2 separate regions of the Homo sapiens genome follow, and region 1 is linked to region 2. A link is an interaction called in ENCODE POLR2A ChIA-PET data of the cell type or tissue named here. Cell type or tissue: OCI-LY7. All regions are shown on one strand.

Evidence for each region. Peaks named below come from ENCODE experiments on the same cell type or tissue, not always from the same donor. Only the 100,000 strongest peaks of a DNase experiment are listed, where the experiment ranks them.
Region 1: POLR2A ChIA-PET joins it to region 2 with 5 read pairs; 4 of 35 experiments call an interaction of 5 or more read pairs at or near these places.

Annotation. Positions count from the first base shown.
Region 1 is chr6:107,238,382-107,243,381 of GRCh38, reverse strand. The region is part of intron 4 of PDSS2 (decaprenyl diphosphate synthase subunit 2); the gene reads left to right. Among named protein-coding and RNA genes, the nearest start is that of BEND3, 130 kb to the right of the region's middle. In OCI-LY7, no CTCF peak of the experiment used is centred here; no DNase peak of the experiment used is centred here.
Region 2 is chr6:107,104,984-107,109,983 of GRCh38, reverse strand. The region is part of intron 1 of BEND3 (BEN domain containing 3); the gene reads left to right. Among named protein-coding and RNA genes, the nearest start is that of BEND3, 8.0 kb to the left of the region's middle. RefSeq lists an enhancer at 3,850-4,505. In OCI-LY7, no CTCF peak of the experiment used is centred here; no DNase peak of the experiment used is centred here; H3K27ac peaks cover 1,108 bases.

The DNA.
Region 1 (5,000 bases), 130 kb before region 2:
AACCTGACAGCTACGACAGTTAATACTTAGATAGCCCTTTACAGTTTGCTTATACTTTCTTTGTACACAATCACCTATGAAAAGGGTGACATTTGTTGGTATTCCCATTTATAGAGGAAAAGCCTGAAATTCAAACATAACAAATGGCAGGAAAGCATAGTGTCTGAAAATTATTTGTTAATATATTAACATGTTTCACAGTTCATAATGAACCCAGGTTTTTCTTGACTCTCAGTCCCATGCTTTTTCTAATATTTTTAATGTGTTTCTTCCTGAAAAAGAGAAAAGAAGAAGCAACAAAGTCTTTGAAGGGCTGTTGATTGTACTTGAACCACCACTTAGCAAGCACCAATTGCTGACTTTATTTAAATACAGAGATTCAGAGGAATGCTAACCTTCATTAGCTACATTTTATTAAAGAGACTTTATAGCACTGCTTCATTCATCTGTCCTCTTTCCCTGCCACCTCCTCATAGCCCTTTTTTAAGCAGTTAAATTTCTGAAAATAGCCAAACCATTTAAAGGGCCATTCTTTTTTAATAATGGAAACAGAATGGTGTGGTGGCTCAAGCCTATAATCCCAGCACTTTAGGAGGCCGAGGTAGGAGGATCTCTTGGGGCCAGGAGTTCAAGACCAGCCTGGACAACATGGGAAGACCCCATCTTTACAAAAAATAAAATAACTGGGCATGGTAGCCCATGCCTGCTCAGGATGCTGAGGCGAGGCAGGAGGATCACTGGAACCCAGGAGTTTGACGTTACAATAAGCTGTGATCACACCACTGTACTCCAGCCTGGGTGACAGCAAGACCTTGTCTCTTAAAAAATAATAATTTTTGGCCAGGCGTGGTGGCTCACGCCTGTAATCCTAGCACTTTGGGAGGCCAAGGCAGGCGGATCACGAGGTCGGGAGATCGAGACCATCTCATCTCTACTAAAAATATAAAAAAATTAGGCGGGCACAGTGGCGGGCGCCTGTGGTCCCAGCTACTCAGGAGGCTGAGGCAGGAGAATGGCGTGAACCCAGGAGGCGGAGCTTGCAGTGAGCCAAGATCGCGCCACTGCACTCCAGCCTGGGCGACAGAGCAAGACTCCGTCTCAAAATAATAATAATAATAATAATTTTTTCAAAAAGAATGGAAACAAAAATGCATAGTTGAACTGTAGTAGTGGGAGTGCTTCTTGATGCCTCCATTTGTGCCTCAGGTCCAATTTAGGTTAACCACATTTCCCTTCCTAACCAGAAAAATTCTGGCTTTTTTTCCTGAGTGTGCTTACCATTGCAATGGCTCTTCAGAATTTGTTTTTTCTAACAGCGCAAGAAGTACTTCAGATGCCAGAGAGAGCACTGCCCCCACATGGAGTGCTTTCAAGGTTTTCATGTTCTGGCAGGACTGGGAAGCAGCCACAAGTGGAGGTCATGTGGGAAGAGAGGCTCCTCTGTGGATCTCTGTTGCACAACCTCCGTAGCCTTGGGCCAATTTAGTACACAAAAGAATTTTTTTGTGATTTAAAAGAAGCTGCAAACCATTTCATCTTTCTAGGGGTAAGAGGATACAATAGCAGTCTGTTTTCTATATGGCAGCTTAATGCAGTGGTGAAGATCCTGGGTAGTAGGAAAATAGCTTTCTGTTAAATAGCATATATGTGACTAAGGTAGATGCATAGCAAAAAATGCAAGGGAATTGGAACTGGATACATTAGAAGTCACCTTCTCCAAAAGAAGTTTGTAGAGCAGCCGGGTGCGGTGGCTTACGCCTGTAATCCCAGCACTTCGGGAGGTTGAGGCGGGCAGATCACGAGGTCAGGAGATCGAGGCCGTCCTGGCTAACACGGTGAAACCCTGTCTCTACTAAAAATACAAAAAATTAGCTGGGCGTGGTGGTGGGCGCCTGTAGTCCCAGCTACTCGGGAGGCTGAGGCAGAAGAATGGTGTGAACCCGGGAGGCAGAGCTTGCAGTGAGCCGATATCTCGCCACTGCACTCCAGCCTGGGGACAGAGCGAGGCTCCGTCTCAAAAAAAAAAAAAAAAAAAAAGAAGAAGAAGAGGTTTGTAGAGCAATTACCTAATTCTCCTTAAAGCTGTGAAAATGTACATGACTTATATTACTAATACTTTTTTTTTTTTTTTTTTTTACCGAGTCTCGCTCTGTTGCCCAGGCTAGAGTGCAGTGGCGCGATCTCAGCTCACTGTAACCTCTGCCTACCCGGTTCAAACGATTCCTGTGCCTCAGCCTTGCAAGTAGTTGGGACTACAGGCACACACCACCACGTCTCACTAATTTTTGTATTTTCAGTAGAGACGAGGTTTTGCCATGTTGGCCAGGCTGGTCTTGAACTCCTGGCCTCAAGCGACCCATCCTCCTCAGCCTCCCAAAGTGCTATTACTTACTCATACTTACTGTACTAAGTAAGTTGAATTACAGCTATATAAACATACAAAATAGCTTAGGAAATTCATCCTTTGTTCTATCCATTGAAATATATTTTCATTTTTGCATTGGCTAGTTTGTGAACCATTTGCTCATTATAATAAAAATTAGCCATTCTGCTTTCTTTAGTGTTTATAAGAAAATATCTCCCCTCTCTGCTTTTTAAATGTTAGCTCATTGAAGAAAGAAGCATTTGAAATAGAAAAATTGCTTTTTTTTTTTTAAATTTTTATTTTTTACAGGTAGGGTCTCAGCCAGGTGCGGTGGCTCACGCCTGTAATCCCAGCACTTTGGGAGGTGGAGGCAGGCTGATCACCTGAGGTCAGGAGTTTGAGACCAGGCTGGCCAACATGGCGAAACTCCATCTGTACTAAAAATACAAAAAAAGCTGGGCTTGGTGGTGCGCGCCTGTAATCCCAGCTACTCGGGAGGCCGAGGCAGGAGGATCGCTTGAACCTGGGAGGTGGAGTTTGCAGTGAGCTGAGATTGAGCCACTGCACTCCAGCCTGGACAGAGTGAGACTGCAGTTTCAAAAAAAAAAAAAAAAAAAAGGTAGGGTCTCACTCTATCATCCAGACTGGAGGGCAGTGGTGTCATCCTAGCTCACTGAAACCTTGAACTCCTGGGCTCAAGCAGTCCTTGCCTTCCGAATAGCTGGGACCACAGTAGCCTACCACCACACCTGTCTAATTTTTTAAAACTTTTGTAGAGACAAGGTCTCACCATACTGCCCAAATTAGTCTTGAACTCCTGGCTTCAAGCTACCCTCCCTCCTCAGCCTCCCAAAGTGTTGGGATTACAGATATAAGCCACCATGCTCAGCTGGAAAATTGCATTTTAAATGGTCAAGAGTTCCCCAGTTAAGCTGTTTTATATATTACGCTCATGTTACTTACTGTACTCACTAAATATTTTACATTTTTACAAAATTGACTTTGGATTCACAGACCTGTATATCTAAATTCTAATTGTCTTATCATTTTAACTTATTTTCTGATTAGAAAAATAGGCCAGGCACGGTGGCTCACGCCTGTAATCCCAACACTTTGGGAGGCTGAGGTGGGCAGATCACTTGAGGTTAGGAGTTCGAGACCAGCCTGGCCAACATGGTGAAACCGTGTCTCTGCTAAAAATACAAAAATTAGCTGGGCATAGTGGCGCACACCTGTAATCCCAGCTACTTGGGAGGCTGAGGCAGGAGAATCGCTTGAACCTGGAAGGCGGAGGTTGCAGTGAGCCGAAATCATACCACTGCACTCCAGCCTGGGCAACAGAGCGAGACTCTGTCTCAAAAAAAAAAAAAAAAAAAAAAAAAGGTAGAGTACATGTTTATTAAATAATAATTGAAAACAGAAAAAGGTCAAGAGGAAAATAAAAATTATTTTATAAAACCATTCCCCAGAAATGAATCATGATTATGTTTTAGTATATTTCTTTCTAGATTTTATTCTGTATTTCTCCCAATTTTGAGTTGTTACTGTATATAACACTTTGCATATTGATTTACTTCCCAGCATAATCATTTTTGTCATTAAAAGTCTTCAAAAATATAATTTTAATGATTGTTTAATATTTCTTCACATTGTTATACTGTAATTTACTGAACAATTTCACATTTTGGGGGCATTTACTTTGTTTCCAATTTTGTTTTTGTTTGGTTTTTGGTTTTTTTTGAGACGGAGTCTCTCTCTGTCATCCAGGCTGGAGTGCAGTGGCACAATCTCAGCTCACTGCAACTTTTGCCTCCTGGATTCAAGAGATTCTCCTGCCTCAGCCTCCCAAGTAGCTGGGATTACAGGTGTGTACCACCATGCCCGGCTAATTTTTGTATTTTTAGTAGAGATGGGGTTTCACCATGTTGGCCAGGCTGGTCTCGAACCCCTAACCTCAAGTGATCCTCCCACCTCAGCCTCCCAAGTGCTGGGATTACAGGCGTGAGCCACAGTGCCTGGCCTGTTTCCAGTTTTCTTTACTAAATTAAACAATATTGTGATAACATCTTACTGTATATAACTTTGCTCAATTTCATACTATTTGCTTAAAAAAAAAAATCCTGAAAGTGAGATTCTTAAATCAAGAAGAGTATTTTCAGTATACCTCTGTGCAGAAAAGGATTACTGTCCTGAGAAAAACCTGCTTATAAGGTTGATCCTTGGCTAGCATCGGAGAAGCTGGATTTTAGGAGTGTTCCTACCATCCTCCAAATGATAAGAATGGCTCGCAGTGCCTAAACTGTTTACAGACAATATGGTTTATACTGAATACCTGCTTTCCTTATAGGAGTCTGGAATTTTGCTACATGCTAGGCAGAAAATGCCTACATGACCAGCCCTAATAAAAACCCTCACCACTAAGTCAGTCTCCAGTAAATCTCCGTGGTAGACAATGTTTCATACATGTTATCACAGCTCATTCTTGGAGGAATTAAGCACACTCTGCGTGACTCCACTGAGAGGGGATTCTTAGAAGTTTACACCTGGTTTCTTCCAGACTTCACCCTATGGGGCTGTCTCTTTTTAGTGGTTTTGCATTGTATCCTTTCACTGTAAAAAAGTCATTACGATGAAT
Region 2 (5,000 bases):
TCACAGCTCACTGCAGCTTCAACCTCCTGGGCTCAAACGATCCTCCCACTTCAGCCTCCCAGGTGGCTGGAACTACAGGCCTGTGCCACCATGCCTGGCTGATTTTTTTGAGACGGAGTTTTGCCCTTGTTGCCCAGGCTGGAGTGCAATGGCATGATCCCGGCTCACTGCAACCACCGCCTCCCAGGTTCAAGCAATTCTCCTGCCTCAGCCTCCTGAGTAGCTGGGATTTCAGGTGTCCGCCACTACGCCTGGCTAATTTTTGTATTTTTAGTAGAGACGCGGTTTCTCCATGTTTGCCAGGCTGGTCTCGAACTCCTGACTGCAAGTGATCCGTCCGCCTCAGCCTCCCAAAGTGCTGGGGCTACAGGCGTGAGCGACCGTGCCGGCAATTTTTTTGTATTTTTTATAGAGATGGGGATTCACTGTATTGCCCAGGCTGGTCTCAAACTCCTGGAGTCAAGTGTTCCAACCTGTCTTTGGCTGAGATTACAGGTGTAAGCCACTATGCCTGCCCCACCTCGATTTTTTTTTTTTTTTTGAGACAGAGTCTTGCTCTGTCACCCAGGCTGGAGTGCAACGGCACTATCTCAGCTCATTGGACCCTCCATCTCCCAGGTTCAAGGATTCTCTTGCCTCAGCCTCCTAAATAGCTGGGATTACAGGCCCGTGCCACCATACCCAGCTAATTTTTGTATTTTTAGTAGAGACGGGGTTTTGTCATGTTGGCCAGGCTGGTCTCTCAACCTCAGGTGATCTTCCCACCTCGGCCTCCCAAAGTGATGGGATTACAGGCATGAGCCACCACGCCCAGACCGCCCCCCGCCCCCACCAATTTTTAATCCAAGTTGAAACGTGTATTTAAAGTCAGCCCTCTTGGCTGGATGTGGTGGCTCATACCTGTAATCCCAGCACCTTAGGAGGCTGAGGCGGGTGGATCTCTTGAGGCCAGGAGTTCGAGACCAGCCTGGCCAACATGGCCAAACCCCATCTCTAGTGAAAAATACAAAAATTAGCCAGGTGTGGTGGCACATGACTGTTGTCCCAGCTACTCGGGAGGCTGAGACAGGAGAATTGCTTGAACGCGGGATGCAGAGTTGCAGAGAGCCGAGGTCGCACCACTGCACTCCATCCTGGGCAACAGAGCGAGACTCCATCTCAAATCAATCAATCAATCAACCCTCTTAATTTTTTTTCTACCTGTGGCCACCTCTCCTCTTGTCTGATTTTCAGTTATTTCTGACTAGTGAAACACAGTTGCATCAGTATCAGGGCATTGATTGCTCAATTGAATAAGTCATTTACTGGCCTTTTCTTGTATGTCAGGGGCTGTTTTGGTTTGAGCATGGAGCTAGCAGAGCGAAGGACTGAGGCTTGCTTAGGATTGGGGGTGCAGTATACACCCAACTGCCCCGAACCCTAATCAGCTTGTGTGGTCACAAAATAAAACACTTGATAAAATGGGAAGTGCAGCGGAAACTCAGCTTATACCTCCTAGGAAAATTAGTCACCGTTGTGCAGTCAGTCACATGGCTGGATGCTGGAATGTGCGGTCCCTCCTTCCACCTTGAGCCTCAGCTTCTGCATGCCAAGGTTAATACGCAGAGTCTCCTGTGAGCCATGTGAGGAGGTAGCCCTCCACGAGGTTGGGGAGAACGTAAGTGGAACTTCTTAGCTGAGGAAGATGGCACATTTACTCAAGACTCAGAAGACGCAAGTGACCAAAGATTAAGACGCCAAATCACAGGCGCGCGGGCAGGGTTGTGCGGCTGTGCTTGGCTGCATGCGGAAGATGAGGTTGTGCTCTGACTGAATAAGGAAGGCAGCTACAATTACAGCTTTAGAAAAACTCTGGGGAAAATTGCCCTGGTTTTGTGAGGACTGGTATTTTTCAAACTGCATTTGCAGATGTGCCTAAAAATAAAAACAAATTGCGAACATGTCCTGCAAGTCCCTTGGGCAGGATGCCACTGCCAAGGGGGCTGGGTCCTGAGACCCTTGAGGCTCCCAGCCGGTCCTGTGAACCCAGAGACCCGCGGCACCAGAGTGGATGGCATGGGAACATTCCTCCTGTCCTCAGGGAGAGCATTTTATTTGGTTTCATCCCCCTCCCTCCAGTTTCTATGTTTCATTGGAAAGAAAAGTTACTAAACCTTTTTAATCTTTTAAGCCATTTTATTTAATTTGCAGTTCTTAAAAATTCACTATTAAAATGTACTTTAGGCTGGGCGGGATGGCTCACACCTGTAATCCCAGAACTTTGGGAGGCCAAGGCAGGTGGAACTTTGAAGCCAGGAGTTCAAGGCCATCCTGGCCAACATGGTAAAACCCCGTCTCTACTGAAAATACAGAAATTAATCAGGCATGGTGGTGCCCACCTGTAATCCCAGCTGCTTGGGAGGCTGAGGCAGGAGAATCGCTTGAACCCAGGAGGCAAAGGTTGCAGTGAGCCAAGATTGTGCCACTGCACTCCAGCCTGGGCGACAGAATGAGACTTTGTCTCAAAAAAATAAAAAAATAAAATGCACTTTAAACATCTTTTCCTTAAAAAAAAAAAAAGAAGCTTTATAATAGGTAACTTTGAGTGCTATGTGTCAGACACTTTCTCCTTTGTAGTTTTCACAAAAACTTTTTGAGGTGAGGTAGATGTGTCCAGCTCCTATTACAGAATACAGCTTGGATGGGTAGGTAAACAGCTGGCCTGGTGTTAGATGCTAAATATTTTAACTCGGTTAAAAACCTTTTTGGGCTGGGTGCAGTGGCTCATACCTGTAATCTCAGCACTTTGGGAGGCCGAGGCGGGTGGATCAGCTGAGGTCAGGAGTTCCAGACCAGCTGGGCCAACATGGTGAAACTCTGTCTCTACTAAAAATACAAAAATTAGCCGGATGTGGTGGTGCATGCCTGTAATCCCAGATACTTGGGAGGCTGGGGCAGGAGTATCACTTGAACCCGGGAGGCAGAGGTTGCAGTGAGCCGAAATTGTGCCACTGCACTCCAGTCTGGGCGACAGAGCGAGACTCCGTCTCAAAAAAAAAAAAAAAAAAGCCCTCTTTGAAAACTGGGCTGGGTTAAGGGTCAGGTGTGGTGGCTTGCATCTGAAATCCCAGCACTTTGGGAGGCTGAGGCCGGAGGGTTGCTGGAAGCCCGGAGTTTGAGACCATTTTGGGCAACACCTGGAGACCCTGTCTCTACAAAAAATAAAAAATTAGCTGGGTGTGGTGGCGTGCACCTATAGTCCTAGCTACTCACAGGCTGAGATGGGAGAATCATCTGAGCCCAGGAGTTCAAGGCTACAGTGAGCTCTGATCATACTGCTGCACTCTGCCTGGGTAACAGAGCAAGACCCCCATCTCTGGGGAAAAAAAAAATGAAAAAACTGGATTAAAAGCCAGGGTTTCATGCAGTTCCATCTGACTCCAAAGTTTAGTAAAGAATTCCATTTTTTGGAGGGTCACCTGCACTAATTCCTGCCTTGGTCACAGACTGGCCCATCTGGCTTGTTGACTTGCTCATGCACCTGCACCCAGCTCACAGCTTAGCAGGAAGAGGGAAAGAAAGCTGGGAGGTCATGGCCCATTCCTCAGTCCCAGCTTCCTTGGAAGGCTGGAATGAAGCTCTCATGCCGGGAGTCTCCTGAAGTCCTTCCTACTCCCTGGTCTCAGCTGCATCCCTTGGGCAGCACAAATCACCCCACCCCCGCCCCGTTCCCTATCTGCACAAGAAGCAGTGCTGGTGGGGACTGTGTGGGTTGACATATGTAACACTTAGAACATGAAGCCTGTGCCACATGAATACTAACTACTGTCCCCCTCTTCTAGGTTTAATTTTTAGAAGTCAATGTCACCTGTAGCAGAGAAGTTCCTTGAAATCAAATCAGACATATGGCAATTGTGAAAAGATTGAAGTAAGGTTTAGGTCTTGGTTAAATTTTTAAAATCCTTGAGTTTGTTTTGTTAATGACTGAGCATATTCTCTCCACTTTACCTTTTGTGTGTGGCAGGGGCCACACAGCCACCATCCCTATTGTTTCAGGTTCCAATCACATTCCTGTTCTGGGGCCCACATTCTCAAGGGAATCTTCTGGTAGTGAGAGTTTGCTTCAGTTTGCATCTGGAAACAGCTCTTAGGGGTAAGGGGGATTTGCCCCTGAGTGGCATGAGGTCAGGGCTGCTGGGGCCAGGTCTTCCTGGACTGGCACCTCAGCACAGTGGCGAGGACATCTCTGATCTAGCAGGGTAAAATCCGGAGTCAGCTGGCTGGAATTTGAACCTCCAGGTTGCAGGAAGCCCAAGTACTTCCCATTTCTGGGCCTGCCGCTTGTCCTGTGTGACTCCCCGGCCCACAGGCCTCTGGCAGCTCTGATTAGGCTCACGCTGCTGTCCCAAAAGACCTGGTCTGTCTGCTCTCTCCACAGCAACTGACTATTCAAAGAACTTGATAGAAAGGTACCCCGGGCCACTCCCAGCCGCCTATGGGTTCACTAGAGAATGTCCTTTTGGAAATCTATGGGCTGGACAGGGAAAAGGCCAGTGATCCTGATCAACCGCCCCCTGCTTAGAAGACCATGTCATCTCCCATCCCAGTTCTTTTTTTTTTTTTTTTTCTTTTTTGAGACAGAGTCTTTCTCTGTCTCCCAGACTGGAGTGCAGTGGCGCGATCTCGGCTCACTGCAACCTCTGTCTCCCAGGTTCAAGCGATTCTCCTGCCTCAGCCTCCGGAGTAGCTGGGACTACAGGTGGGTGCCTCCACGCCCAGCTAATTTTTGTATTTTTAGTAGAGATGGGGTTTCACCACGTTGGCCAGGATGGGCTCCATCTCTTGACCTCGTGATCCACCTGGCTTGGCCTCCCAAAATGCTGGGATTACGGGTGTGAGCCACTGCGCCCAGCCAACAGTGGACTTTTTAACCAAATATCCTTTCATGCTTGCTGATTTTTGTTCTGTGTGCATGTACAGTCAGCCCCGCCACATCTGCAGGTTCATCCAACTGCAGGTAG